Linked DNA regions of Homo sapiens: regions 1, 3, 4, 5 and 6 are each linked to region 2. A link is an interaction called in ENCODE POLR2A ChIA-PET data of the cell type or tissue named here. Cell type or tissue: CD4-positive, alpha-beta T cell. All regions are shown on one strand. Each heading gives the region's core, and the rest is flanking DNA. Links, peaks and the distances in the headings are about the cores only.

Region 1 (4,856 bases), core at 482-4,481, 51 kb after region 2:
GACCAGGAGGAGGGCCCCTGGGGCAGAAGTTAGGCACGAGGCAGTCTGGGCACTTTTCTGCAAGTCCACTGGGGCTGGCCCCAGCCAGGCCCTGCAGGGCTGGTCAGGGTGTCTGGGGCAGGAGGAGGCCAACTCACTGAACTAGTGCAGGGTATGTGGGTGGCACTGACCTGTTCTGTTGACTGGGGCCCTGCAGACTCTGGCAGAGCTGAGAAGGGCAGGGACCTTCTCCCTCCTAGGAACTCTTTCCTGTATCATAAAGGATTATTTGCTCAGGGGAACCATGGGGCTTTCTGGAGTTGTGGTGAGGCCACCAGGCTGAAGTCAGCTCAGACCCAGACCTCCCTGCTTAGGCCACTCGAGCATCAGAGCTTCCAGCAGGAGGAAGGGCTGTAGGAATGGAAGCTTCAGGGCCTTGCTGCTGGGGTCATTTTTAGGGGAAAAAGGAGGATATGATGGTCACATGGGGAACCTCCCCTCATCGGGCCTCTGGGGCAGGAAGCTTGTCACTGGAAGATCTTAAGGTATATATTTTCTGGACACTCAAACACATCATAATGGATTCACTGAGGGGAGACAAAGGGAGCCGAGACCCTGGATGGGGCTTCCAGCTCAGAACCCATCCCTCTGGTGGGTACCTCTGGCACCCATCTGCAAATATCTCCCTCTCTCCAACAAATGGAGTAGCATCCCCCTGGGGCACTTGCTGAGGCCAAGCCACTCACATCCTCACTTTGCTGCCCCACCATCTTGCTGACAACTTCCAGAGAAGCCATGGTTTTTTGTATTGGTCATAACTCAGCCCTTTGGGCGGCCTCTGGGCTTGGGCACCAGCTCATGCCAGCCCCAGAGGGTCAGGGTTGGAGGCCTGTGCTTGTGTTTGCTGCTAATGTCCAGCTACAGACCCAGAGGATAAGCCACTGGGCACTGGGCTGGGGTCCCTGCCTTGTTGGTGTTCAGCTGTGTGATTTTGGACTAGCCACTTGTCAGAGGGCCTCAATCTCCCATCTGTGAAATAAGGACTCCACCTTTAGGGGACCCTCCATGTTTGCTGGGTATTAGCCAAGCTGGTCCTGGGAGAATGCAGATACTGTCCGTGGACTACCAAGCTGGCTTGTTTCTTATGCCAGAGGCTAACAGATCCAATGGGAGTCCATGGTGTCATGCCAAGACAGTATCAGACACAGCCCCAGAAGGGGGCATTATGGGCCCTGCCTCCCCATAGGCCATTTGGACTCTGCCTTCAAACAAAGGCAGTTCAGTCCACAGGCATGGAAGCTGTGAGGGGACAGGCCTGTGCGTGCCATCCAGAGTCATCTCAGCCCTGCCTTTCTCTGGAGCATTCTGAAAACAGATATTCTGGCCCAGGGAATCCAGCCATGACCCCCACCCCTCTGCCAAAGTACTCTTAGGTGCCAGTCTGGTAACTGAACTCCCTCTGGAGGCAGGCTTGAGGGAGGATTCCTCAGGGTTCCCTTGAAAGCTTTATTTATTTATTTTGTTCATTTATTTATTGGAGAGGCAGCATTGCACAGTGAAAGAATTCTGGATATCTCAGGAGCCCCGAAATTCTAGCTCTGACTTTGCTGTTTCCAGTGGTATGACCTTGGAGAAGTCACTTATCCTCTTGGAGCCTCAGTTTCCTCATCTGCAGAATAATGACTGACTTGTCTAATTCGTAGGGATGTGAGGTTCTGCTGAGGAAATGGGTATGAATGTGCCTTGAACACAAAGCTCTGTCAATAAGTGATACATGTTTTTTATTCCAATAAATTGTCAAGACCACAGGAATCGTGTGAAACTAGTCAGATTGCTGATGGCACATTGGCTCATGGAGGACTCGGTTGTTGATAATGAGGAGGGTAATAATGTGTGGGATGTGTGATGTCACTTTAAGGAAACAGGGCTGAGGACTCAGGCTTAAATCTGACAGACCCAGGGAGTCCTCATGCTACCTGTATTGTGACCTTGGGCCCATTACTTATCCTCTCCAAGTTTTAATTTCCCCACCTGTCACGTGGAGTTGACAACTCCCCATGAGGATGTTGTGAGGTGTAAATGAAATTGCACATAAAAAGTTTAACATGGTGCCAGGCATGTGGTACTATGTGCCACTAGCTGTCATTGGCTGTTGAGTCTGTAAAGAAAAATGGACAGCTTTTCTTGGAAACAAGTGAAAATGAAAGCGATAAGGAGTGTGCAGCGGGACTCTTTCAGAAGACAGAAAAGGAAGAGGTGGAAAGCACAATGCAACGTTTTGGATGTGAGTTCTGACAATGTGGAGAGAAGAACCTGGAAACCCCTCCTTTCCAGGAAGACAGCAAACTGGGCCTCCCTGGAGCTCTGTTCCCAGAGCCCTGTCCCTGGCTCCCCTTGCCCAGGAGGCATGTCCCAGTGGTGGTTCTCCTAAGTGCGGAAGCCATCTGCACTCTATTCTAGAAGCAGCCTGCTCCCTCCATGAAAAACCCCATGTGGGTTTGAATTTCTCCCCATGCTCAGCCCAGTGGGTAGAACAAACCCAGGCCCGCGGCCTGAGCTTCCTGGGTGTGCTTTTCTCTTCGTCCTACCTGAATCCCCTAGAAGGTGACTGGGGACACCTCACCTCTTTTCCCCTGTGTCATCTCCAATCTTGCCTCACCCAGTTCATTCTGAGAAAATAACTAGTTCTGAGGAAGTGCTGATCCTATCATCTTCAGAGAACTTGACTAATATCACGCCATTTCAGACCTGCTCAGGCTTTTGCCCTAGAGCCCTCCTTGTCAATATTGGAAAGAAAAGTAGTGTTGGTCACTTTCTCCTGGAAATGAGGTGTTAGCGATGGCTTATTCCCCATGGAAAAGGCCCCTAAGGTCTAAATATAAAGATTCAGAGAGTAAAAGGAATTACATTCAAGGAACTGCAGCCAGTTTGGTTGGATACGACAGATCAAAGAGCAGCTTGCAGGACAGAAGGAAGTCAGAAGACACAGCCCTTGGTGCAGGCCCTGCCTGCTCCGTTTCTGTGGAATGAGTAGGAGTTTGCGCTGGTTCATCTCTGCTTTGAGGCTGCTCTGTAACCACTCACCACAGACAGGCCCTTGGGAGAAACTGAGCGAGTCCTTCCAAGCAGCCGGGGCTGATGAGACACTTGCAGATTTCTTGGGAATTTGGATTACAGCCCCCAACAGAAGGCCCCAGCTGTTCTTCAACTGAGCAATCTCCTTCAAGGGCTTTTCCAAGCTGAGGAATGCGTAATGCTGTCTTTGTGTGAGCTAATGGAACTTCCTCTTAGTACAGAGAGGGGGTAAATGGGCCACCATTGAGTGAAGAGGAAATTCAATAAACTGTGTTTTCCCAACTTTGTAAATAGCTATAGTCAGGGTGTGCCTTGTCTACCCAGCATATATTCATCCCCCGGCCTCAGTGTTCACACTTTCACAGAAGACACACAGTCCCTAGGAAGCTGGGTCCCACCCCCAGAGCCCATGCTGCTCTGCTGGGTGGAAGGTCTCTGAGCCCCACATGGGAACAGCACAGCAAGGGAAGCTGTAGGCTGTGACCACCTGGGACCACTGACAGGTCTGCTGCCTAAGTGGCAGGTCTGGGCAGTCAGGGCTGATTTGATCAAGCCTCAACCTAGAGGACCCTAGATACTAGGAAGCTTGACTCATTCATTTCCTGTTGTGCTCATGGGTTAAAAAAGCAAACCCACAGTTTTGGGTTTGAAGTAAACCCCAATTTAAAATTAAATGCATTGTTATTAATGACACACAGCACATTTTCCCACTATCATCTCGATCCTAACTTCACTTAATTTCCCATAAACCTCCAAAAAGGGTTGTGGGACCCAATAAACACTCTGCCGAAGAAGGACTGGGTAGGATAAAACTTGTGTTTTAAGAATATGGCTCTATCCAAAGCATCAGACATGAATCAGAAAGGATGGGGCAGGAGGCAAAGAGACCTGGCTGGAGACTTTTATTGTAGTCAGCATTTCATTTTGTCAAAAAACATTACGAAGCACTTGTTATGTGTTGGACATGGTGTGCAGCCCTGGGTACAGAGTGGTGAACCAAACAAGTGTGGCTTCATGGAGCCTGTCATCTGGTTATGAAGATAAACACCAAGCAAATAAACACAACAAACGTATTACTACAATCAGTGATAAGTGATGTGAAAGAAACTAGTATTCCACATGAAGGATGAGGCAGGAGGCAGAGAAACAGGGTAGGAGGCTGTCTTAGGCTGGGCTACTATAACAAAACACCATGGACTGGGTGGCTTAAACAACAGACATTTATCTCTCACAGTTCTGGAGGTGGGGAAGTGCAGGATCAAGGTGCCAGCTGAGTGAGTTCCCTGGGAGGGCTCTCTTCCTGGCTTGGAGACGGCCTCCTTCTTGCTGTGGCCTTACACGGTGGAGATAAAGAACTCTGGTCTCTCTTCCACTTTCTTACAAGGGCACTAATCCCATCATGGAGGCCCCATCCTCATGACCTCATCTAAACCAATTACCTCCCAGAGGCTTTACCTCCAAATACCGTCACATTGGGAGTGACAGCTTCAACATGAATTTGGGGAAGACAAAAATATTCAGTTCATAAGAGAGGCTTATACAATAGTCTAATCAAATGACAGTATTGAGCAGGGGCAGTGGGAACAGAGAGAAAGGGACAGACTCAAAGACATTTTAAAGGAAGCATTATCAAGATGGGGCAACAGGCTGGAGTGAAAGAAGGAGGTCTCAGAAGTGCTAGTCACACTTGAACCCGATGATGAGAAAAGCGAAATATGGACATGGAAGGGAGACAGAGGTGTGGAGGGAGAGGGGAGATGATGAGTTCTGGCTTAATAATGACAAGTCATCCAAGAAAAGGT
Region 2 (4,856 bases), core at 328-4,327:
AGCCAGGCGTGGTGGAGTATGCCTGTAGTCTCAGGTACTTGGAAGGCTGAGGGGGGAGGATCACTTGAGCCCAGGAGATTGAGGCTGCAGTGAGCGGAGATCACACCACTGCACTCCAGCCTAGGCAACAGAGAGAGACACCCCCCGCCCCGCCAAAAAAAATTAATTAATTAATTAAAAATATTTTTGGCCGGACGCGGTGGCTCACCTCTACCCAGAGACTGTCACAGCCAAGAGGAGCCTATGGAGACATGGCAACTAATTATGACACCCTGGATCAGATGCTGGAATAGAAGAAGGATGTTAGGGCCGGGCGCAGTGGCTCACGCCTGTAATCCCAGCAGTTTGGGAGGCTGAGGTGGGCGGATCACCTGAGGTCAGGAGTTCGAGAGCAGCCTGGCCAACATGGCAAAACCCCTTCTCTACCAAAAACACAAAAATATTAGCTGGGCGTGGTGGTGCATGCCTGTAGTCCCATCTACTGGGGAGGCTGAGGCAGGAGAATTGCTTGAACCTGGGAGGTGGAGGTTGCAGTGAGCAGAGGTCATGCCACTGCACTCCAGCCTGGGGGACAGTCTTGCTCTGTCCCCCCACCAAAAAAATTATTTTTGTCTCAAAAAATAAAAAATAAAAATAAAAAGGAAGTGGCTAATGGGAAAGAAGGGAGGCACCTCTAAAAATGAGGTCAGGGATCTATCTAAGAAGGTGATGTAAGATGACACCTGAATGGTGAGAAGGAGACAGAGAGAGATGGAGGAGAAGATTGAACAGTGAGGAAGGAAGACAGAGATAAAGAAGAAACGGCACTTAGGATGATGCCTCAATAAGAGACTCCCATGGCAAGGCGCCCGATGTGATTCTCAAGCCAGGAAGATCAATGTGTGCATTCAATCGTGTGTCCAATCAGGGCACAATGTGGTCTCTCCTCTGAGCCCTTCATTTTCACAAAATCGATCATAGTCATGGATGTTTTATGCAAGGGGATTTTTACTTCTTAATTTGGTTTCTGTCTTGGTTTTGGTGGAAATCAAGGGAAGAACTGAGATTGCTACCCATGGAGCAGAACAGAAAACACACGTTTGAAAACAGAAGCCCAGAGGTAAAGGCAGGGTGGCCCACACATCCCCCTGGAAATTCCTCTCAAGCAGGGCTCCAGACCACATCAGGCCTGGGGCTTGAGATTCAAGCTTGTCTTATCTAAATCTTGAGGAGCAGGGAGGCCTTGGCTGATTTTTAGGATATAATCCCCAATGTGTATTGAGCACTTACAAGCTCTTTCCTTTCAATCTCTCTTTTCATCTTTGCATCCAGGTACCGCTGTTATTCCCACTTTATAGATGAGGAAACTAAGGCCAGGAGATGTTAAGTAACTTGTTGAAGATGGCATAACTAATAAGTGGGAGAAGCAGGATTTAAATTCAGGTCTGACTCCATCCCTGTGCCCTGAACCACGCACACCCTACGTATGAAATATATAAATGAATTTTAAAATGAATGCTTTTTGGCCAGGTGCGGTGGCTCACGCCTGTAATCCCAGCACTTTGGGAGGCTGAGATGGGTGGATCACGAGGTCAGGAGTTTAAGACCAGGCTGGCCAAGATGGTGAAACCCCGTCTCTACTAAAAATACAAAAATCAGCCGGGCGTGGTGGCGTGCACTTGTAATCCCAGCTATTCGGAAGGCTGAGGCAGAGAATTGCTTAAACCTGGAAGGCGGAGGTTTCAGTGAGCCAAGATTGCACCACTGCACTCCAGCCTGGGTGACAGAGTGAGACTCCGTCTCAAAAAAAAAAAAAAAAAGAAAGAATGCTTCTTTTGCCCCCCTGCCCCCAACATTCAGATAAAAGCACTTTCTCTCTTTTGAACTTCCATAGCAGTTGCTCTGGGTTGAAATTGGAAAGAACCTTTGAATACATAGGGCAGCAGTTCTCAATCAAGGCACATTGGCAATCTCTAGACATTTTTGGTTGTCACAACTAGTGGTGAGGAATGCCGCTGGCATCAATTGGATCGAGGCCAGGACACTGCTAACAACCCCAAAATGCACAAGACAGCCCTCCACGAGAATTACCCAGACAAAAATGTCACAAATGTTGAGGCTGAGAAACCCTCCGGTAGAGGGTGTCGTCAAGGAAAGCAGCTGGCTGGCTGGAGTGATGTTATCTTGATAGTTTAACCTCAACCTGGGGTTTGTTTCTCACTTGTCAAGCCCAGAACCTTGAGTTTGTGAATTCTCTGAGATGAAAAGGTCCTGAAGAAATGATTCACATCAAACCAAAAAGCATAAGAAAGTGATTTTTAACTTTTTAGAAAAACACAGTTATCCTCCTCCAACCCAAAACAAGCAAGAATTCTTCCTATTATTAACCCTTCCACTGCCCCCACCAACACATACACACAAATACCCACTGGAATCCATCCAGGGAACTGGGCAGTAAACCCTGGGTGGTCACCTGCAGCTCAGCACCACTTTTGACTCCACCTGTCCAGAGCTACTGTGGTGGCACCTGGGGAACAGGTAAACAGAAGCAACCTTTCTAGAAAGATCCAGACCTGGAGATAGTCTGAGATTTGCAGAGACAAAGCCAAAGGGAGAGAGCCCAGGACAAAGGCCAGTGAATTCTCCAAAGTGACGTGCATGCATTTGCCACAAGAAACCTGGTGGCCACAGAGTCCAGAATGCTCTTGTCAGCAGAGCAATAAATTCTGTCCCCAGAGAGAAGCTCACTTCAGGCTACAGACAGACTCAGCCACTGAAGCAAACCCTCAGGAAGCCAGCTGCTCATCCAGTGTGCAACAAACCCTCACAAGAGAGGTGTGCGAACTTCGTAGGCTCTTCAGCCTTCCAGAGGACCTTCCTCATCCCAGGATTGACCAGGCCAGACCCTGCTAGAAGGATTCTAGCACCAAATGCACTCTACCTTCAAGCTCTGCCTCTCAGTCCTAGGGAGACCTGTACTGTGCACTGGAGGCCCTCCCTCTCACGGAGGCTTTCTTCCTCTTGTTGGCACGTAGACCAAGTTGTGGTTGAGTCTCTCTGCAGCCTAAAGTCAGCTGGTATCTAGATTTGATCTGGGATGCGTTGACTTTCTAGTTTAGCTCTCTTGTGTCCCTTGTTTATCAGTACTACTAGTTCAGGGGGCACCTGTCTGCTTCACTCTGGCCCTGTGCTAGATCACCAGTCACTTTCTACACTGTGTTAGCGTCACCTGAGCATGTATGTCACCCTCCCCACTAAGTCTAGGGTTGGCAAGACAGCTCAGGCAAAGTCAGAATTGCAACCCAGCTGTACTGAACACTGGCTGTGTAACCCTGGGCAATGGATTTCATCTCTCCAAGTCTCAGTTGCCTCATCTATAAGCCAGAACTCCTGACTGCAGCTGGATCGGGTCGGTGTGAGGATCAGATCAGGATAGACACACGCAGTGCCCCACACCATGCCTGGTGGGTGGTGAGCACTCAGTGTGTGTGGGCTCTCATCGTCGCAGCGGATGCCCTGCACAGAGCCTGCGAGTGGGAGCTGGTGCCTCACAGCAGCAGGTGCCATGCATGTCTGATTCAGGGAATCGGTGCAAACTCCTTGTTCATGACTTGTTTCAAGCACATATGCTCGTCTGACCAGTGCAGATTCAAGACTTTAGTAGGACAGAAAGAACAGCAGTGTGGCCAGGTGGGGTCACAGGCTTGATGCCAGCCCTGCCTCCACCCTTTGCGGCTGTGGGACCCTGGCAGGTTACTTAACTACTCAGTGTCCTCAATGAAAAGCGGGGCAGAGGGCAACCCTTCCCTTCTAGGCCAACACTGCCCATTAGAAATGGAACACAAGTCACAAACACAAGCCGCATATGTGATTTTTTAAAATGTAGTACCTACATGTCACAAACATTTTTTTAAATGAAATTGGCCTTAGTCATATCTTTTTTCTAACCCGGAATACCCAAAATATTGTCATTTAGATATGTAATCAATTAAAGAATGAATGGGATATATATATAAATATGAACTCTTTGATATCCAGTGGTTTTTTTTTTGAGATGGAGTCTTGCTCTGTCGCCCACGCTGGAGTGCAGTGGAGCGATCTCGGCTCACTGCAAGCTCCGCCTCCCAGGTTCACGCCATTCTCCTGCCTCAGCCTCCCGAGTAGCTGGGACTACAGGCGCACATCTCAGGTCACACTAGCCAGCTTTCGGGTCCCCAGCAGCCACGTGGGGAGTAGCTACCACTCAGGACTGTAGCTCCAAATGAGCGCATGGAGGTAAATTAGCTGGACCCAAGTAGGTACATGGCGAATGTTGGCGTTATTACCTCCCCACTTCAAACGGACAGTGCGCAGGTGACTGAGTAGTTACATAACAAGGTTTTCTTTTCATTCATGTTTTCACATTATACAGATGGTATGTAGTAGTGTATAGAGGCTAAGCACACAGGCTCTGATCCAAACTGTTCGATCCTACCTCTGCCGCTTACTAGCTATGTAGCCGGGGCAAATGACTTAACATCCCCGTGCCTCAGTGTACTCATCTGTAAGAAGGAGTTAAAATAGTGTGGTTGTGAGGATGAAATGAGTTAATTTATATAAAGTGCTTAGAACAGTGTCTGACACACAGTAAATGCACAATAAATGTTAGGTACTATTGTTTCAAGTTTGCTGAAGAAATTCTGAAAATATAGAAAAGTTAGAAGAAACATTAATTGTTTAACCTCAGAGTCTTTTCTACCCAAAACAACCACAGCTGACATTTTTCTCTGGTGGTTTTTTTGATAAAACATGAGGCCCCACCTACTTCCTCTCTTGAAAAGCTATTAAGTGTCTCTCCCTCCCTCCTTTACTTCCCACCCCACCCAGCTTTTCTGCCC
Region 3 (4,856 bases), core at 369-4,368, 95 kb after region 2:
CCTGTAATTCCAGCACTTTGGGAGGCTGAGGCGGGCCGAACACGAGGTCAGGATTTCAAGACCACCCTGGCTAACACAGTGACACCCTGTCTCTACTAAAAATACAAAAAATTAACTGGGCGTGGTGGTGGGCGCCTGTAGTCCCAGCTACTCGGGAGGCTGAGGCAGGAGAATCGCTTGAACCCGGGAGGTGGAGTGAGCCAAGATCGCACCACTGCATTCCAGCCTGGGCGACAGAGAGAAACTCCATCTCAAAAAAAAAAAAGGAAAAGAAAAAGAAAGTAGGTTATGGGGGGGCCAGGGGAAGTGGGGAGAAAAGGAGGGGGTTATCTTAGCTAAAGGGTATGGGTTTTTTTTTTAGGCGATGAAAATGTTCTAAAATTGACTGTAATGGTGGCTGCAGATATGCATGAATATATTAAAAACATTAAATTATATACTTCTAATGGGAGAATTGTATGTTATGTGAATTATATCTAAACAAAGCTGTTAAAAAAGCGATAAAATGCCAACCTATATTTATCTCTGTCTAAATTATCCCCTGGAGAGAAGGAGTTCCTAAATCCTTAAACTTGAAGAAGTGCATTGAAATGCATTTTCTATAATCCAGGTTTCCTGCAGATATGTAACACTCAAAACCCATGCAAAAAGCAGAGGTATCAAGATCCTTACACTTAGGTAAGAATCTACCCTAATTGTACTTATCTATCCATCTACTCATATTCCAGAAACCAAATCTTAGTCACTGAGAAGTCTGGCAGAATTGAAAAAAAAAAAAAAAAAATGCAGCCGTGAGTACGTGCCAAGCAGCATGAAGGTAATGGTGGCATTATGCACCTTACTATTTACCAAGCCATTTGGATGAACTGACCTAAAGCCAGGAGATCTTGCAAATGGTCATCCCACCGCCCATCTAAATCATGATTTCTCTCCAGATGCCCCTCCAACTCCCATTTAAAGTTCCTTCTAGGATGGGTGCGGTGATTCATGCCTGTAATCCCAGCATTTTGGGAGGCTGAGGGTGGGCAGATCACTTGAGGTCAGTGAAACCCTGTCTTTACTAAAAATACAAAAATTAGCCAGGCGTGGTGGCGGGCACCTGTAATTCCAGCTACTCCGGAGGCTGAGGCAGGAGAGTTGCTTGAACCCATGAGGCAGAGGTTGCAGTGAGCCGAGACTGCACCACTGTACTTTAGCCTGGGCAAGAGTGAGACTCCATCTCCAAAAAAAAAAAAAAAAAGTTCATTCTACTAAAAAAAAAACAAAACAAACAAACAAACAAAAAACCTCCTAGTTTGATCACTTAGAAGAAACCTCCAGCAGGTGATTGGACATCTCTAGCTTTTAGATTATACTGACAAGGAACTTTAAAACAAAACAAAACAAAAAATGAAGAAGCAAGCAGCACAACCCCCTGGAAGATTAGCAACACATCAAACAAAATCAGAAGGAAGTTCTAAAACTCAAAACCTAAGTACAACAGACCCTAGTGGGAGGCCCTAGGCTTTACTATTAGGATCAATGGTGGAGGCAGATGTGGAGATGATATTGCCCAAGGTCCAGGTTTGGCAAGAAAAATGGAACATTTTCATCTCCATTGGCTTCTAGGCCCCCTCACCCTCAATACATCAGGTTTTATGGAGCCTACACTTTTCTCCAGCTGGAATCAAGAATTCCTCCTTTGTTGCTCATCTGTTGCTCATCAATTCCACGTTTTAAAGATCAGTTCAAGTTGCAGAAGAATAGATATCACATAATTCTAGTTATGGTATACACACATGCACACACACACACACACACACACACACACACTAGAGAGAGAGAAAGGCTGTCACCAAGTTGCGGTTCTCCCTATGATTAAGGCAAGTCAGGGCAGGTGTAAAGCAGGTGATGATAGGGTTTATGAAGAACCAGGGGAGTGGGGTAGGGAGTAGAAGTAAAAAGAGCCTTTCAAGTTTTGCCTTAGTATTAGCTTGAACCATATAAAATTGTCATTTTTAAAGGTCAAAAACAGGTATCATCAATTTCACATGATTTTCATCTTTTGCAATAGAAATATTTGTGTGATGAATAATATTGCTGAAGAAAACAAACCAATCACATAACAATAAAAAATCAAGTATCTCCTGTTTGAAACTAGACCCATTGGTTTGTTTACTGCTCTCTAAACTTTACCTTCACTCTCTCTCTGATAATGTACAGCTCTGAATCTTTCAACCCAGTATAATGAATGAACAGACAGCAGATTTCAGGCAGATCTTTTTAACTCTTGACCATCGGGATATTTGCTTTAGCAGTGTGTGATGACGGAAAAAGACTTGGAGCCAGGCCATCTGGAAGCTAAAATATCATTACTCTGGGCAAGATTGAGTTTTAATCCTCTCTTATGTTGAAATGGGGATTAAAATATTAACTTCACAAGGTTAACGTGAAGATTAAGTGAGACGTGTATGTGAAAGGAGAGTTATATGGCTCCTGACACATGGTAGATATTCAATAAGTTATTTTCCTTCACTTAGAGTGAAATTTTCTAGAACAGCATAGAGTGTTGGCAGCTCTTCAATAATTTATCAGTAGCCTTTGTCCTCCTCTGGACAGAGACCAGTTAGGCACCAAGTACCCATAGAGATCTCCACCTACTGATGACCAAAAGTCTGCCTTTGATCTCTAATGCAACAATAAGGTGGGCAGAAACAGCCCCTGACAGATCACAATTTCCTATGACATAAAACAAGGCTCAGAGTCGGGCCCCTTTATCTTTAAGTGATGATGCCACTTTGGTCTGATACCACATTAGATTAGATGGATGTGTGATCTCCTACCAAGCACACAGGAAGATTGGCATCAACCTTTGCACTGATGATAGGGTTTATGAAGAACCAGGAGGCCCCAAAAAACTGTAAGTCCTGGTGCCTGGCTGTGTCAGAAATGCAGTCTTAACATCAGGTAGTTTCCTGCCTGCTTAGCCCTCAACCTCAACAGACGCCTGGATATCAAGAACCTTGCCTTAAGTCTGAGCCAAGTTGTCCCTCCAATTAAGGCAAGTCAGGGCAGGTATAGAGCAGCTGTTCCCAAATTCTTCAGAGTTCCCTACGGATCTTTCAAAGAATGGAGTACCTGGGACCCACTCCAGACCTATCCAAGGAAACTCTCCAGAGGTGGGCCCAGGAATTTGTAATTTTCAATAAGCTCCCCAGGGGATTCTTTCACAGCCAGACTGACACCGTTTGAGTCTGGAGGACAGAGGAACAGGTCCATCAAAGTCTATTCATATGAGAGTCGGTATAGGGAGTTTCCCAAAGTAATTAGTTCTGGTTATCTCACTTTGAGGAGGAAGAAAGTGAGAGTCATACTGAACATACTTAAGTTTAGAGAGAAGGATGTTTAGATTTGAAAATGTATTGTTTTGAGTAAAGGAGTTTAAGATAAATAAACATTTTAAATTTCTTTGTAGAAGCCAGTCCCAAGAATAGTTTTATTACTTCCCTAAGCAAGATAAAGTCAAGGAATAGAAGTGAGCTTCCCTACCACTGAATGAGTTTTAGGAGTAAACCGGCTGCTGAGAGTCAGCCACCACCCCAATGCGGTGACCTTGGGAGAAATGACACACACTTTGTCCTTGTGTCAGTGGCCCACATGTTGTGTGCATCTGCGAGGGTCTAAGGGGGTTAGCATATTGTGACATGTTTACACGTGGTCTGTGACATGGATTTATTGGCGATCTCATCTGTTTTTAACTAAATTAACCAATTAACAAGCATTCTAGAATACATACACTTGTTGTGTGTCTGAAAACAGAGAGAAAGGGAGAGAGATGGAGACAGAGAAAATATCCAAAGAATGAGCCCTGGCCCCAGTCGGGGCTTTGGAGGTTGGCATTCTGGGGCATTCTTGACAGATGACACCCTGAAGCTCAGCTCTTCTGCCCTGACTCTTCCTCAACAGAATCTTGGTGGTGGCTCAGGACAGCCAAGATGTCATCTAGGAGCAGGCATGGGCAATACACCCACAGCCGGCCACAGCCATCTCAGAGGATCCCAGACCTTAGACTGTCCTGTCCAGAGACTGAGGGCTGGGAGAGATGGAGAAAACAGTGCTTCTGTTTGAAGGATTTAGTGGACGGAGAAGCCCCATGGACAGAGAAGCAAATAAGTTATTTCAGCAGCCAAACTGAGACTTTGAGTATGAGCTATGGCCACTCACCTTGGGGGCAGTCAAGGCAAAGCTTCCTTTACAGCAGCCTAAGCAAATGCCTTCTGTGGGCTGGGGATCTCTGTGACCCTCCACATTTGTCCCAGGGTACTGGCTTGAGTGCCTAAGCTTTGCTAGGCAAGGTCTGTGTCTTGGGAAGAAGGAGATGCAGACAGCAGCCCAGAGCGTTTCAAGGGGCTTGTTGACAGTCTCTTAGGAGGTGTCTCTGGGGCTCAGATGGAACCTCGCCAAGCCCTCTCTCTGCATGCCTCCCCATCACTGCCCCCAGAGTGGGGGTGCATCCGTTGGTAACATGGGAGGTGATCATAGTGGTACCCAGGAGCCATTTATTGTTTTAATAGCTATGCATTTATTTTCACGTTTTTAAGAAGAGACTTAACTAGCATATCAAATCCTGATTTTGTGGATTTTATGTCTTAGAACAAGGTTAAAGGAAGTAATTAATTTAAAAAAGTGAGTCAGATTTAAGAAAAATATTAGGCCGGGCACGGTGGCTCACAGTTGTAATCCCGCTGAGGCGGTCAGATCACCTGAGGTCAGGAGTTTGAGTCCAGCCTGGCCAATATGGCGAAACCCAGTCTCTATTAAAAATACAAAAAAAATTAGCTGGACCTGCTGGCGTGCTCCTGTAGTCCCAGCTACTC
Region 4 (4,851 bases), core at 852-4,851, 140 kb before region 2:
CTTTGAAAGGATTAATGCCTGTTATCACTCGCCTGCTACAGCATGGCCTTTTAAAGCCTATAAACTCTCCTTACAATTCCCCCATTTTACCTGTCCTAAAACCAGACAAGCCTTACAAGTTAGTTCAGGATCTATGCCTTATCAACCAAATTGTTTTGCCTATCCACCCCATGGTGCCAAACCCATATACTCTCCTATCCGCAATACCTCCCTCCACAATCCATTATTCTGTTCTGGATCTCAAACGTGCTTTCTTTACTATTCCTTTGCACCCGTCATCCCAGCCTCTCTTCGCTTCACTTGGACTGACCCTGACACCCATCAGGCTCAGCAAATTACCTGGGCTGTACTGCCACAAGGCTTCACAGACAGCCCCCATTACTTCAGTCAAGCCCAAATTTCATCCTCATCTGTTACCTATCTCGGCATAATTCTCGTAAAAACACACGTGCTCTTCCTGCTGATCGTGTCCGACTAATCTCCCAAACCTCAATCCTTTACAAAACAACAACTCCTTTCCTTCCTAGGCATGGTTAGTGCAGTCAAAATTCTTACACAAGAGCCAGGACCGCACACTGTAGCCTTTCTGTGCAAACAACTTGACCTTACTGTTTTAGCCTAGCCCTCATGTCTGCGTGCAGCGGCTGCCACTGCTTTAATACTTTTAGAGGCCTTTCCTACAAGGTCTGAGAAGGCCACCACAGTCATTTCTTCCCTTCTGTCAGACATAATTCCTCAGTTTAGCCTTCCCACCTCTATACAGTCTGATAACAGACCAGCCTTTATTAGTCAAATCAGCCAAGCATTTTTTCAGGCTCTTAGTATTCAGTGACAGACTAATGGTCTATTAAAAACACACCTCACCAAGCTCAGCCACCAACTTAAAAAGGACTGGACAATACTTTTACCACTTTCCCTTCTCAGAAGTCAGACATGTCCTCAGAATGCTACAAGGTACAGCCCATTTAACCTCCTGTATAGATGCTCCTTTTTATTAGGCCCCAGTCTCATTCCAGACACCAGACCAACTTCGACTGTGCCCCAAAAAACTTGTCATCCCTACTATCTTCTGTCTAGTCATACTCCTATTCACCGTTCTCAACTACTCATACATGCCCTGCTCTTGTTTACACTGCCGGTTTATACTGTTTCTCCAAGCCATCACAGCTGATATCTCCTCGTGCTATCTCCAAATTGCCACTCTTAACTCTTGAAGTAAATAAATAATCTTTGCTGGCAGGACTATGCTGAATCTCCATAGGCACTCTCTAATTAAATGTCCTAGGTCCTCCCAATTCTTAGACCTTTTATACCTGTTTTTCTCCTTCTCTTATTCCATTTAGTTTTTCAATTCATACAAAACCGTATCCAGGCCATCACCAATCATTCTACATGACAAATGTTTCTTCTAACAACCCCACAATATCACCCCTTACCACAAGACCTCCCTTCAGCTTAATCTCTCCCACTCTAGGTTCCCACGCCACCCCTAATCCCGCTTGAAGCAGCCCGGAGAAACATCGTCCATTCTGTCTCCATACCACTCCCCCAAAATTTTCACCGCCCCAACACTTCAACACTATTTTGTTTTATTTTTCTTATTAATATATGAAGGCAGGAATGTCAGGCCTCTGAGCCCAAGCCAAGCCATCGCATCCCCTGTGACTTGCACCTATACGCCCAGATGGCTTGAAGTAACTGAAGAATCACAAAAGAAGTGAAAAGGCCCTGCCCCGCCTTAACTGATGACATTCCACCATTGTGATTTGTTTCTGCCCCACCTTAACTGAGTGATTAACCCTGTGAATTTCCTTCTCCTGGCTCAGAAGCTCCCCCACTGAGCACCTTGTGACCCCCCTTCCCTGCCCACCAGAGAACAACCCCCTTTGACTGTAATTTTCCATTATCTTCCCAAATCCTATAAAACGGCCCCACCCCTATCTCCCTTCGCTGACTCTCTTTTTGGACTCAGCCCGCCTGCACCCAGGTGAAATAAACAGCCATGTTGCTCACACAAAGCCTGTTTGGTGGTTCTCTTCACACGGATGCGCATGAAACTTAGTTCATAATTGGCTAAGCCAGGGCTCAAATCCAGGTCTGCTGATTCCAAAGCCTGTGACCTTAGCTGTGAGGCCAAGGAAGAAGGGATCACGCACACCTCTGACCACCCCAGCTGCCTACCCTGACCCCACAACTTCCTTGCTCCTGGAGGCATGGAGCAGGGACAGGGGTGGTCCACCTGGTTGGTAATCAATCACTCATTCATTCCTCTACTCAACCAGTCACGTGTGCACTCAGTAAACATGTATGGAGGGTGCACTAAGTGCCCAAAGGGGGGTGAGGCACTGGGATCGGTGGGTGAACTTTCAGATGCAATCCCTCCCTCATGTAGCTTATAAGCAGTGGGGCCTCAGATGTGAAGGCAAAGCTCAGAATTCAGGGGATTCAGGGTCCCCTGGCAGGTGCCCAGGGTGCTAGAGAGAGCAGGTCAGGAACACTCTTGAACAGCGGAGGCCCAGCCTGGCTCGTCCCCCTCCTGCCCCCTGGGGCGGGTGTCTGCGGCCTCCAGGCTACTCCTGGATGATTTTATTAGCTGTGTTGGGAGCATATGGTCCTCGGACATGAGACCTGAAGTAGTATTTACTGGAGAGCCGAGGACACCGGGTTCCCGTGTGGGCTGGGTTTGGCACGCACTCGGTTACTGATTGATAGGCCATTCAGGAAACAAAGACCACAAGAGAATTCAGCATGCTCCTGGCTCGGGGCCAAGCCAGCCTCATCTCCTTTGCTTTGTCAAGTGTGTCTTTTTGTCTGCCTTCATCACTTGCTGGGCGCCTCTGTGTTCACTGCCGGGAGGAAGCCAAGTGTGTATTTGCAGGGGCTGTGGGGGTGTATCCAGCTTTTCTCTAAGAACAGCTATCCAAGGGGCGGGAGGGAACAAGGGGGTCAGCCACAGCTCTCCCCTTACCCCTTCCCCTGAAAAGTCACAGCTCCTTGACGTGTGAGCTGAAGCTTGGGACTTTTGTCTTGTGTCTGTTTTTTCCAAAGCCAAGTCCAGAGACAGACCAGGGCCTTCCCAAGGTCACACAGCAAGCCAAGGGCAGAGCTGGCAGTGAAACCAATTTTCCACCTTCCACGGTGTGGTCTGCACTGAGCTGCAGGCAGGGCTTCCGGGGCCACAAATTGCTTCCCCAGCTCAGAACATTGCCCTCTTCTCCCCTCCCTGCTGCCCTGCTCACCAGGGGGAATTCCTCTCAGTGACACCAAAGAAGCCCTTTGGGGAAGTGACAGTGAGCATTTCTTGAAAAGGGAACCAAGTTTAGACATCTAGAGACAGTAGCAGCCGCGGTGACTGGCGGCCTCCTGGGGCTGAGGAACTTCGGGGTGTCACTCAGGGTGACAGCAGGTAGCCCAGCAAGCCCATAGGAGCAGGACAGGCCAGGCTGGGCCTCCACTGTTCCAGGACTGTTCCTGACCTGGTGTCACCTGCACCCTGTGAAGGGAAGCTCAGAATTCAGGGAGACTCAGGGTCCCCTGGCAGGTGCTCTGCCCTGGTCTCCCGCCCTGCCAGGGGACCCTAAGTCTCCCTAAATTCTGAGCTTGCCTTCACATCTGAGGCCCCACTGCCTACAAACTGAAAATGAAATCTGCCAAAACGGGTTGGGGAGCTGCCACTCCTGAACATAGCTCGTCCCAGTCCCTTCTAGGCATGAGGTCCCTCCACACCTGGGGGAGACCCTCCCCCAATCTCCCAATGCCACCTTCTTTGCCCCTCCAGTGTCAGGTTGAAGCTCTGGGAATGAACGTTTGAAGTTCTAAACAGGATTTCTTCCCAAGTCCTCAGTCACTCAACGGCAAACTATGAAGTGTCCCCAGCCTGTGAGGCTCCTCCTGCAGCCAAAACTGGGAGGGGGCACTGAGTCTGGGCCCAGGCTTTCTTCCAAGGCTAGGACACTCGGGCCCTTCCGTGGCTCTCCCAGTGCAGCCCTGGGCTCAGCACTGCCCTCCCAATGTCCCGGAAGGAGGCCGCTGTGGCCCTGGCTCCGAGGCCCAGGCCCAATCCATCTTCCCAGCCAGTGACTCGCTCTGACAACAGGGCCGAGCTGCCGTGGCATTTGCCTCTGATCTCCGCTGGCCAGGCATTTGTCAGGCAGCCTGCTAGGAATGAAGAATGGGCGCTTGGTGAGGCACAGATTACCCGCCCCAGAGGCCCCTGATGAATTGCAGTTCAGAGCTCAGCTGCCTGGGGCCATGGATCAACAGGGAGGCGACTAATCTCCCCCACAGCAGCCCTGCCGAGCAGAGCGGAGGGAGGGTGGAAGCCTGGAGAGTCTGGGAGGAGACGCTACACCACCCCCTGCCCTGGGCCTTTCTTCAGCACAACACCCCTCACGCCCTCCACTCCCACCCGTCTGTCCAGGGAGCCCACTTCCTTCACTAGACGCAGCGCCAGTGGAGACGCTCAGTTCTTTGGGGGCACCCCTTCCTTGCTCCCTGTACAAGAGAGAGAGTTCGGAATTGCTGGGGGGGTGGGGTGGAGATTTCTCCTGATGCCCCAAAGCATTTAGAAAAACTGGAGGCCCATGCCAGGGGCACCCTCACCCTGGACAGGAGATCAGCCTGTAGGAGCTAGCGATCGGCCTGTCTGAGGCTCTTCTTCCTCTGATGGGGAAGTCCAGGCCACCCAGCCAGGAAGTGCCTGCCAGAACCCAGCAGAAGCCCTCCTGCCCCCATGCCCACAGGGCTCTTTCTCTGGAGCTGCTCAGAGGCTGGATGGGTTTGGATGGTGGACCCTTTAGCAAGGGATAGGTGTGGGACTGGCTGCTGGCTCACAGGCTAATTCTCCTGGCC
Region 5 (4,856 bases), core at 603-4,602, 100 kb after region 2:
ATGCCTATCGCCTAGGCTGAAGAGCTGCAAAAAAAAAAAAAAAAAAGCAAGTGAAAACGATGATGATTTTGCCAATAATCATAATGTACTACTTTTGCAACCAAAAATATATTTTTTTAAGTAAGAGCGCTATTTCACTAAACTTCCCAGGGACATTGCCAGCGTGAGCTTTAGCAGCAACGTCAGGGGTGGGCAGGGGTCAGGGATCTTTTCCAGGCCTCCACAGGGTAGCCACTGCCCTGGCACCAGGGACCACAGGAGACAATGCCACACAGAGCCAGAGAGGGGCAATGGCCCCTGCCAAGAGTGGCCGGGAGACTGGTCCAAACATTGAATTTGAGACACTGGCTGGGGACCCCAGAACCGTCTGTGAGTGATTTGAAGGGAAGCTGCAATTCTCGCATGTTTGTTCCACCCTTAATTTTTTTTTTTTTTTTTTTTTTTTTTTGAGACAGAGCCTTGCTCTGTCACCCAGGCTGGAGTGCAGTGGCGCGATCTCTGCTCACTGCAACCTCCACCTCCTGGGTTCAAGCAATTCTCCTGCCTCAGCCTCCTGAGTAGCTGGGATTACAGGCACACACCACCACGCCCGGCTAATTTTTGTATTTTTAGTAGAGACGGGGTTTTGCCATGTTGGCCAGGCTGGTCTCGAACTCCTGACCTCAGGTGACCCACCCACCTCGGCCTCCCAAAGTGCTGGGATTACAGGCATGAGCCACCGCACCTGGCCCATCCTTAATGCTTTTAATTTAATTTTTGCGTGTGTGCTTTTTAATGGTCATATATGTTTGAGTATAAATACAAATATACTTTATAAATACATAAATATCAGAGTGCATGCGCAAAATTGTTTATTGATGGGAGGCGTGATCTAAAGAGTCTGGCAAGGGTAAGTCCACGTTCCTCACTAACTACTCCTGCCTTGGATTGCCGTCAATGTGTCCGCCGTGCAAACTGTGCCTCCCACACTAGATGCTGAGGGAGGATAGTCAGGGAGGTGTTGTGGAGACCTGTGCCACTGAGTTCAAACCACCTCATGCTGAAGTGGAGTCACTGGGGCCTAGAAGGTACCAAGGGGCCCAGGATCCTTGTGGGGAGCGGATATAGAGAGGGTCTTTGAAGTCTCTCAGTACTGGAATGAGCACAGGGCTTGCCTTCAGAGGAGTGTGTGCTGGAGCCCCAGCCCTGGGACACACCAGTTGCACAATCTCAGGTGAGCCACTCTGACCTTCCAGGTTGTCTTCCATAAAATGAAGAGGCTGGTGAGTGATGTATACCTCGTGCTATTGCTGTGAGAGTCACATGAAGTAATGGAAGAGGAAAAGGGCCTTGGGGAATCACAGAACATCTTCCTTCACCCAGGCAGCATCCCAGGCACAGGTTGCCCCACAGGCCTCCTGGGCTCCTAGGTCTGTAAAGACGGGGTGCCAGCTGGGGGAACCTAGGCCAAGGCCCCTGCCCAGACAAAGCCAAGTCTGGCTCAAGTGGGCCAGAGTCATGCACAGCCCAGGTGAGCTGGGCACTAGCACCCAGCCACTGACACCAACCATCAGCTGCCCCTGCCATCTGGAGACCCAAGGCAGCTTTGGTTCTCCGTTTATCCCCACCAGACCTTGGGCAAGAAGGTGGGGAGCAGAAACAACTGACACATACAAAGTGGCGGTCACCCATCCTGAGCACCCCCGCAGTCCTCCTGCCTCAAAGCCTCCATTTCACTCACTCTTCTAGCCCCCACCCTTGCTTCCTCATCATAAGTGCCGGCCGATGCATGCATGTTGCAGAAAATAGGATAAATCAGGGTTGCTTTGATTGGTTGCAAGTTCAGAGGCTTTGGGGTTTTGTAGATCTGCCCGAAGCATTGAAACACCTAAATACTTGGATGATTCCTCTCTCCTTTGTCACCTCTGCCACAGGGATGCATCTTGAATCCCAGACCCAGGACTTCCAAACCTTTGAGCATCCTTTGTAGAAAATGGCTCCAGTGACCTCCCCCAATCCATCCCCACCCTATCTGCAGAAGAGCTTATCTGGGGGCAGGGAAGATGCTTTGATTCATTCCATTCCCCTATTTCTGATTCTCATCCTTTAGTAAAGCAGGAGAGACAGAAGGGATTGCTCTGGGCTTTTGTGAAGATGTGTGAGGGAGGTAGAGGCAGGCTCATGTTTGCCTGTATGCAGAGCCAAGAAAGGACCAGTGGATATCGGAGGCATTGTCTTTTATTCTAACTGGTGGCACAAGAAGCAGAGAAACTATCCTATCCAGTTTTGTACAGACGATGCTATGCCTTGTATTGTTCTCTGTGGATTTATAACAAAGGCTGACATCCTGAAACAGATGGGAGTTTCTCACACTCAGGCACACAGCTTGCTCACCCACCCCTGGGTCTCCCACAAGCCAGCTCACTGCCTGGCACACAGGAGCCATTCGTGGATGCTGAAGTGAGCCATGAGGACAAGGCCATGCCTGATTCGGCACTATCCTAGCACAGTCTAACACAGCTGGATGCTCGGTTTTCTTTATTTGATTAAAGGCAACTTAAATTAGCGGCCACTTCTCTCCTCCCCATGCCCTGGATGAGACCCTCATATTGAACACCCAGCAGATCTTGCAAATCAGGGCTGAGTCTCAGCGATCCATTGCACTGGTGATAGCCTGAAATTGAGGTTAAACCCAGGCGAGAGCTCTCCCAACAGCCCAAGAAGGGGGTAACGGTGAGAACTCTCACTACAGTGCAGACAGTGTAACAAGGGCTGCCAGCTCCACCCCACCTGTGCACACCCTTACCATCAAAACACACCACAGGAAGGGGAGAATAACAAAGCCAGCCATGTCATCTGTGGTTTCACCTCTACAGTGACACATTTTCCTGTACTGGTGCCCCAGCAGGGCAATCTTAGTTTAGGTTGATACTAATACTAATACTAATACTAATACTAATACTAATACTATACTAATACTAATACTCTTGGGTTGATTGTGAACAAGAGACACGGGTGACGCAGGGAGAGTGCTAGGTGTGAGGTCCCACCTGCCAGGTGTCTGAATCATGAACCTTCTGCAGAGGGAACAGTACTGCCTGCCTCCCTAGAACATGGCGCTGATGACATGAGAGGTGTGAAAGTGCCTGGCAAAGAGCGGGAACTCTTCCACACTGTACATTGTTTAAAGCGGGAATAAGAGTTGCTGTCCAGGTTCAAAGGCAACTCTTGGAACAATGCGGGTAGCGGGTGCTCTTTGCATAAACACCATAGAAAAGGTCATCCCCACCCACGTCCCCCAACAGCTGTGCAGCTCTGCCTCCCTTTCCCCAGAGGAAAACTCAGACTCCAGTTTCCCGCGTCCGGCCTTCTACGGCTGCTCAGGACTCCAGGGGACAAAAGAAGGGCGAGAGGCAGGAGTGAGAGGGAAGTGGGTGGTTTGCTGCAAGCGGGGAGCTGCTGAGGGCAGGCTGGGGCCCTGCAGGGAAGCAGGGAGATTGTGGAAGATGTGTCTCCCACGCAGAGGAGGATTTGCCAGGAGGCCAACAAGCTAAGCTTCAAGCCGCTCACTTGTACGGACCCTTCCAAGTCCCTCTTCCTAAGTTTGTATTTATAATTTTGTATTCTTCATCTAAGAAAGCCTCAAAACTATGTAAGCCTCAGGCCCCCACAGAACCTGAGTCTGCCCTGGCTCCCACATAGAATGCTTCTCTCCTCTGAGATAAGCCCCTAGCTCTTCCCTAACGTGATCGCCTACGCCCCCTTCCTTCCAGCCACATCCCACGACCCCCACCTGGGCATTTCTCTGTCCAGCCAAACATAGGCATTGGCTTATAATGTGCCCCTGCCTGCCTCTCCTGGAACCTCTCAGCCTGGGGCACTCCTGCTCACCCTCCGAGACCCACAGCAAATACTTCCAACAATAGGAAGCCTTCTCCCAGGTCCCAGACAGAATCAACACTTCATCCTGGGTGCTGCCACCACGCTCAGCATGTCCCTCTGTCATAGCACAAATACCCCACAGGGGACTGCACTGTTGAAGGTCCACCTCCCAGCCTAGGCTGTGGTTCCTCCAGGGTCCAGACAGGCTTATCTGATTCTGTGTCTCCAAAGCCTACTAGCTCACAGCCGGGTCCGGTGGCTCACACCCGGAATCCCAGCACTTAGGGAGGCCATGACGGGTGGATTACCTGAGGTCAGGAGTTCAAGACCAGCCTGGCCAACATGGTGAAACCCCCATCTCGACTAAAAATACAAAATTTAGCCAGGCGTGTTGGCAGGGCGCCTATAATCCCAGCTACTTGGGAGGCTGAGGCCAGAGAATCGCTTGAACCCAGGAGGCAGAGGTTGCAGTGAGCCGAGATCATGCCGTTGCACTCCAGCCTGGGTGACAGAGCAAGACTCTCTAAAACACACACACACACACACACACACACACACACACACACACACACACAAAGCTTACTAGCTCAGGGCTCCCAGGTACAGGGCAAATGTTCCTTGAATAAATGAATTAACTGATGGCCTCAGCCAGGGACAATGGCAGAGTGACTGAAAAGGTCGGACTTCAGTCCTGGAGTCCCACCTGCATGGCTCCCATGCTCTGGCAACCCTTCCTTGGATTCCTTATTCAACTCCTCCAAACAGCAGTCCTGAGAAACCATTCCTGCAACCTGAGCGCCCTCTGGTGGCTGAAATGTTGCCTTCCCCCAAGAACTAGAGGCAACGGGTGGGGCCTTCCTTGGACATCCAGCATAGCTCTTTAATTCCCTAAAGCAATGTGTTTACAAGGCTCTTATTCACTTGGAGGCTCAAGTCCTACCATTTATGTTATTCTTTAGCCTGGAAGCTTTGAGAACTCATCTCATTCAAGGTCC
Region 6 (4,856 bases), core at 390-4,389, 70 kb after region 2:
TGACCCAATGTTTTAAAAGGATGTCTCTGGCTGGCTACTGTGTTAAGAATTGACGAAGTAGGGAATGATGCTGGAGAAGGGGGACCAGTCAGGAGGCTACTGCAATATCCAAGCAAGAGACAGTAATTAGAGGAAAGGAGTGCAAGGAACTAAGAGGCCAAGGTCAAAGAAGATCATCTCTGTGGATGACAGAGAGAGGGACAGTGACCCAAGGACTCAAATCTTCAAGAACTAAGGGTTAGTGACTCACAGGTGGACGGACAGATGTCAACACAGCGTCATAGTGATACTGGTGGTGTTTGTGGAAGCTGGGGTTTGAAGGGTTTCATCAAAGAAAAGTCTGTCCAAAAGTAGGAAATACCAGTAGGAAAGCACCAGCAGGGAAATCACAGGCCTTCCAGAGACCCTGAGGTGAGGGAAGGAGATGTTATGTCTCCACTGTTACTTTTTTGTGTCTTCTACACAGTGCCTTCTGACTTAGGCAGGTTGCAGAAACAATTACTCTATTTTACCTTTTGATCTTTCTGGGATGCTCCTTTACCTAATATTCTTTAGTCTTTTTTTTAATACTTTTAAATTTTTATTATAAAATATTTCATGCATACAAGAAGTACATAAAATAGCATGAAGAACAGCCATGTGCCTACTAGTAATTTTTCAAAGAATTCTAAAATGCTGCCTTTCTTACTTATAAAGTAGCTCAATTTCAGAGTAGTCCTCTCCTATCTCTCCCTCCAAGTAAATACCCTCCCAAATTTGGTGTTTATCTCTGCTGTACACCTTTTTTATACCATTACTTCATATTTTTAACAAATTCTATATATCTATGTAGATATAGAGATATATAGCATTGTTTTACATGTTTTCAAACTTTATGAAAATTATGTTAGGACCACTTCCACTTCTGGCCATGGTGGAATAATAGGGACCAGGTTTACTTTCCTACTTTCATAACTAGAAAACCAACAAACCATCTAAAACAATGGGCAAAGGTAGTACAGAATAGTGATCCCTGAAGGAAGGAAGTAAAATGAAGAGCTCTCTAGGATTGCCTGGCTTATTGCCTGGGTGAGTTCCCCGAGTTCCAGCACAGGAGGGAAAACCCAGAAAGAGCCCAGCAGTCAAATTGAGGAGTCAGAATTTAAGTTCAGGGAAGCCCAGGAAGCTAGAATTTACGGACAAAATACCAGAGAGAAGGGAGCTGGACAGAGACAAGGACTCTCAGAGATCTGCAAAGGGGTCCCCCAAAGTCTTTGGCTGTGGTTTGCCTCTTAAGTTTGCCTATAGTGTCTTTTTTGAGCAGAATTTTAACTAATATTTTAATCAAATTTATCTATTTGTGCTTTTTAAAAATCTTATTTAAGACATCCATCTCTCCTCCGAGACATACTCCTTATTTTTTTTCTAGAAGTTTTAACGTTTTGTTTTTTACAGTTTCGGACTTTAATCAACCTGGAATTCATTTTTGTATACATTATCTCCATAATTTTTGTATGGAAATTAATTTTCCATCCTTTTCCCCTTCATTGCTGCTGCTTTCATATATCAAGTTAAACAGATGTGCCTGCTTCTTTTTCTGGGCTTTCAACTGTATTCTATTGGTCTACGTGTCTGTCACTGGACACTAGACATGTAATGACAAACACTGCTACATTATCTTAATTACTATGGTCTCATAATAAATCTCGGCTGGGCATGGTGTCTCACGCCTGTAATCCCAGCATTTGGGAGGCCAAGGTTGTCGGATCAACTGAGGTCAGGAGTTCAAGACGACCAGCCTGGTCAACATGGTGAAACCCCATCTCTACTAAAAATACAAAAATTAGCCAGGTGTGGTAGCGGGCAAAGGTAATCCCAGCTACTCAGGAGGCTAAGGCAGGAGAATTACTTGAACCCAGGCAGCAGAGGTTGCAGTGAGCCAAGATCGCACTAGTGCACTCCAGCCTGGGTGAGAGAGCGAGACTCCATCATAACTAACTGACTAAATAAATAAATATATAAATAAATCTTGATAGCTGGTAAAATAAACGCTCCACTCTATCCTCCCTCATAAGCATGTTAGTTATTCTGAGTACTTTTCTCTTTCTTGTGAATTTGGGAATTCGTTTTTCAAGGTCAGTGAAAATCTCTATTAGAATTTGATTGAGATAACAGTAAATGTATAGGTTTATTTGGATAAAACTTATATATTTGAGATACTGAGTCTACAAACTTACAAGTATGGCAAATGTTTTCATTTATTTTGGGTCATCTTTTATAGACTGTCATATGTTTTATAATTTGTCCCTTAAAGGTTTGGTACTCTTCTTGCTAGATTTATTCCTCAGTACTTTATAATGTTGTTGTAAGTGTGAACAGGAGCTTGTTTTGTGTATATTGGTTTTCCATGTAATAGTGTTGCTGAATTCTCTCATTCTAATCATTTTCTTCTGGTCTTCCTTGGATATGTAGACTATTATATTGTCCGCAAATAAAGGCCATTTGCTTTCTTACTTTCTGTTCTTATATGTCTCAGTTTATTTTTCTTGTCTAATTGTATTGGTTAGAACTTCCAGTATAATGTACCTTGATATATGTATTTGATGCTCTAAATTTACCCCTAAGCATCACTTTAGCTTCATTTTATAAGACTTGATACGTAATATTTTTACCTTTGTCTGATCTAAATGTTTTTTAATTTCCACTGGGATATCTTCTTTAACCCTTGAGGTATTTGGCAGTGCGTTTTTAGTTTCCAAATTCACAGGGTAAGGTTTTTTTTTTTACTATTTATTAAGATGGACATGAGTTATAGAATTATGGCTGGTATAAGAAAAGAGTAACAGTTAATTTAATTTTAATACTAGCTCAATGTTTTCATCTAACTCATGAAGTCAAAGTAAAGCTTTTAGAAGCTTACTCTGTAGGAGGTAAAACATTGGAAATTATTGTGAATGTTACTGAAAATTCAGTTTAAAAGTTTGACATTAACAATAAAATTGTTTTTTCTTTTTACTTACTTTTGTCACTCTAAACTTCAGTCTTAGATATTTTTTTCTGGGCCTATCTTCTAGCTGACTAATTCTTTCTTCAGCTGTGTCTAATCTGCTATTAATCATCCTTAGTGTTTTAATTTGTTATGGTGTTTTTCATTTCCATAATTTTAACTTAATTCTTTTTATAATTTCCAATTATTTATTAAATTTTTCCGTTATGTCTAATTTTATATCATTTGCTATACATCTTTCCTATAGTTTTTATTCATTATTCTAGGGTTTATAAAATGTATCTTTAACTTATCACAGTCACATATAAAAGGGAAAATAAAGATATACCATATAAAAACTAATCAAAGGAAAGCTGAAGTGGCTCTGTGGATATCAGACAAAAACGATTTTAAAACAAGAAATATTACCAAGGATGAAGAAGGACATTTCATAATGATAAGAGGGACAACTCATCAAGAGGACATTTCATTATATAGCTTTAAAATATAAAAAGAAAAAATGAGTAGAACTGAAAGACAAACTTTAAAAATTCATAATTATTATTAGAGAATTCAACTCTTCTCTCTCAGCAATTGATAGAACAGGAAATCAGCTAAGGATATAGAGGACACAAACAACACTGCCAGCTAACTTGACCTTGTAGACATTTACAGAACACTACATCCAACATCTGGGGAATACACATTGTTCTCAAGTATATATGGAGCATTCATCAAGACAGATCATATGCTAAACCATAAAACAATAAGTCTTTTTTTTTTTTTTTTTTTTGAGATGGAGATGGAGTTTTGCTCTGTCACCAGGCTGGAGTGCAGTGGTGCAATCTCAGCTCACAACAACCTCCACCTCCCTGGTTCAAGTGAGGTTCAAGTGATTCTCCTGCCTCAGCCTCCCGAGTAGCTGGGACTACAGGTGCCTGCCACCATGCCCAGATAATTTTTGTAATTTTAGTAGAGACAGGGTTTCACCATGTTGGCCAGGATGGTCTTGATCTCTTGACCTCATGATCCGCCTGCCTTGGCCTCCCAAAGTGCTGGGATTACAGGCGTGAGCCACCGCCCCTGGCCCAACAATAAGTCTTAGTAAGTAAATCTCAATAAATTTTTAAAAGTTAAAATAATATACAATATGTTCCCTGACCACAGAATTATATTGGAAAATAAAGACAAAAAGATATCTGGAAAACATCCCAATATTTGGAAATTAAACAACACACTTCTAAAAACATCCTGGGTAAAAGAAGATATCACAAGGGAAATTAGAAAATACTTAGATCTGAATGATATTGAAAACACAACATAGCAAAAATGTAAGTTGAGGAGACAGTCCAAGGCAGCTAAAGTTCACAAGACAGAGGAAAGAGCTACATCAGGTAAAGAATCCAGCTATGTGCAGAGGGACCCCCTCAAGTATTCAATAAGTAATGAGTGCCTGTGTATAAAGGAGCTACCTGAGGCCAGAGAATCATCTGAAAGCATTCGTGGGAAACAGTGTCTAGCATTCAAATAGGGCTAGAAGCAGGGCCTATTCCCATAAACCAGACTAGAAAAACTCGTAATTCACAGGGTATTGGATAGGGAACTCAGGAAGTTCTTGCCTTAGTGGTGAGAATAATTAGCCTTAGACTGTTCAGCCTAAGGCTAATTATTTCCACTACACTGGGTCTTGGTTTTATGATTTGTCTACTGCTCCGAACCCATCTAACAAATCATAAAACCAAGACCCAAAAAGGTCAAACTGCTTCCAACTAACTTAACTGCTTCCCAATATATTTATAGGCAAACAAAAATATCTACCACTCAGCAAAGTAAAATTCACAATATCCTCATTCAGTCAAATATTACCAGGCACTCAGAGAGGCAGAGCAAA

Evidence for each region. Peaks named below come from ENCODE experiments on the same cell type or tissue, not always from the same donor. Only the 100,000 strongest peaks of a DNase experiment are listed, where the experiment ranks them.
Region 1: POLR2A ChIA-PET joins it to region 2 with 42 read pairs; 11 of 35 experiments call an interaction of 5 or more read pairs at or near these places.
Region 3: POLR2A ChIA-PET joins it to region 2 with 36 read pairs; 12 of 35 experiments call an interaction of 5 or more read pairs at or near these places.
Region 4: POLR2A ChIA-PET joins it to region 2 with 33 read pairs; 11 of 35 experiments call an interaction of 5 or more read pairs at or near these places.
Region 5: POLR2A ChIA-PET joins it to region 2 with 175 read pairs; 12 of 35 experiments call an interaction of 5 or more read pairs at or near these places.
Region 6: POLR2A ChIA-PET joins it to region 2 with 10 read pairs; 9 of 35 experiments call an interaction of 5 or more read pairs at or near these places.

The regions. Positions count from the first base shown.
Region 1 is chr11:117,999,693-118,004,548 of GRCh38, forward strand. It overlaps IL10RA (interleukin 10 receptor subunit alpha), which reads left to right. Exons shown (of 7, transcript NM_001558.4): 7 at 1-1,791. It overlaps SMIM35 (small integral membrane protein 35), which reads right to left. Exons shown (of 5, transcript NM_001394165.1): 5 at 3,942-4,856. Among named protein-coding and RNA genes, the nearest start is that of IL10RA, 16 kb to the left of the region's middle. In CD4-positive, alpha-beta T cell, for the core only: no CTCF peak of the experiment used is centred there; DNase peaks (open chromatin) are centred at 2,149, 2,569, 3,409 and 3,589; H3K4me3 peaks cover 884 bases; H3K27ac peaks cover 3,878 bases.
Region 2 is chr11:117,948,370-117,953,225 of GRCh38, forward strand. No RefSeq gene overlaps it. Among named protein-coding and RNA genes, the nearest start is that of TMPRSS13, 21 kb to the left of the region's middle. In CD4-positive, alpha-beta T cell, for the core only: CTCF peaks have their summits at 2,130 and 2,331; DNase peaks (open chromatin) are centred at 2,122, 3,022 and 3,492; H3K4me3 peaks cover 2,074 bases; H3K27ac peaks cover 3,767 bases.
Region 3 is chr11:118,043,550-118,048,405 of GRCh38, forward strand. The region is part of intron 1 of SMIM35 (small integral membrane protein 35); the gene reads right to left. Among named protein-coding and RNA genes, the nearest start is that of TMPRSS4, 31 kb to the right of the region's middle. In CD4-positive, alpha-beta T cell, for the core only: no CTCF peak of the experiment used is centred there; DNase peaks (open chromatin) are centred at 1,842, 2,862 and 3,262; H3K27ac peaks cover 3,452 bases.
Region 4 is chr11:117,812,276-117,817,126 of GRCh38, forward strand. It overlaps a transcript of DSCAML1 not described here. Among named protein-coding and RNA genes, the nearest start is that of FXYD2, 10 kb to the right of the region's middle. RefSeq lists enhancers at 1,535-2,112, 2,902-2,981. In CD4-positive, alpha-beta T cell, for the core only: no CTCF peak of the experiment used is centred there; DNase peaks (open chromatin) are centred at 2,756, 3,256, 4,116 and 4,686; H3K4me3 peaks cover 934 bases; H3K27ac peaks cover 2,543 bases.
Region 5 is chr11:118,048,919-118,053,774 of GRCh38, forward strand. All of the region lies in intron 1 of SMIM35 (small integral membrane protein 35), which reads right to left. Among named protein-coding and RNA genes, the nearest start is that of TMPRSS4, 26 kb to the right of the region's middle. In CD4-positive, alpha-beta T cell, for the core only: no CTCF peak of the experiment used is centred there; DNase peaks (open chromatin) are centred at 2,783 and 4,053; H3K27ac peaks cover 3,171 bases.
Region 6 is chr11:118,018,295-118,023,150 of GRCh38, forward strand. All of the region lies in intron 1 of SMIM35 (small integral membrane protein 35), which reads right to left. Among named protein-coding and RNA genes, the nearest start is that of IL10RA, 34 kb to the left of the region's middle. In CD4-positive, alpha-beta T cell, for the core only: no CTCF peak of the experiment used is centred there; no DNase peak of the experiment used is centred there.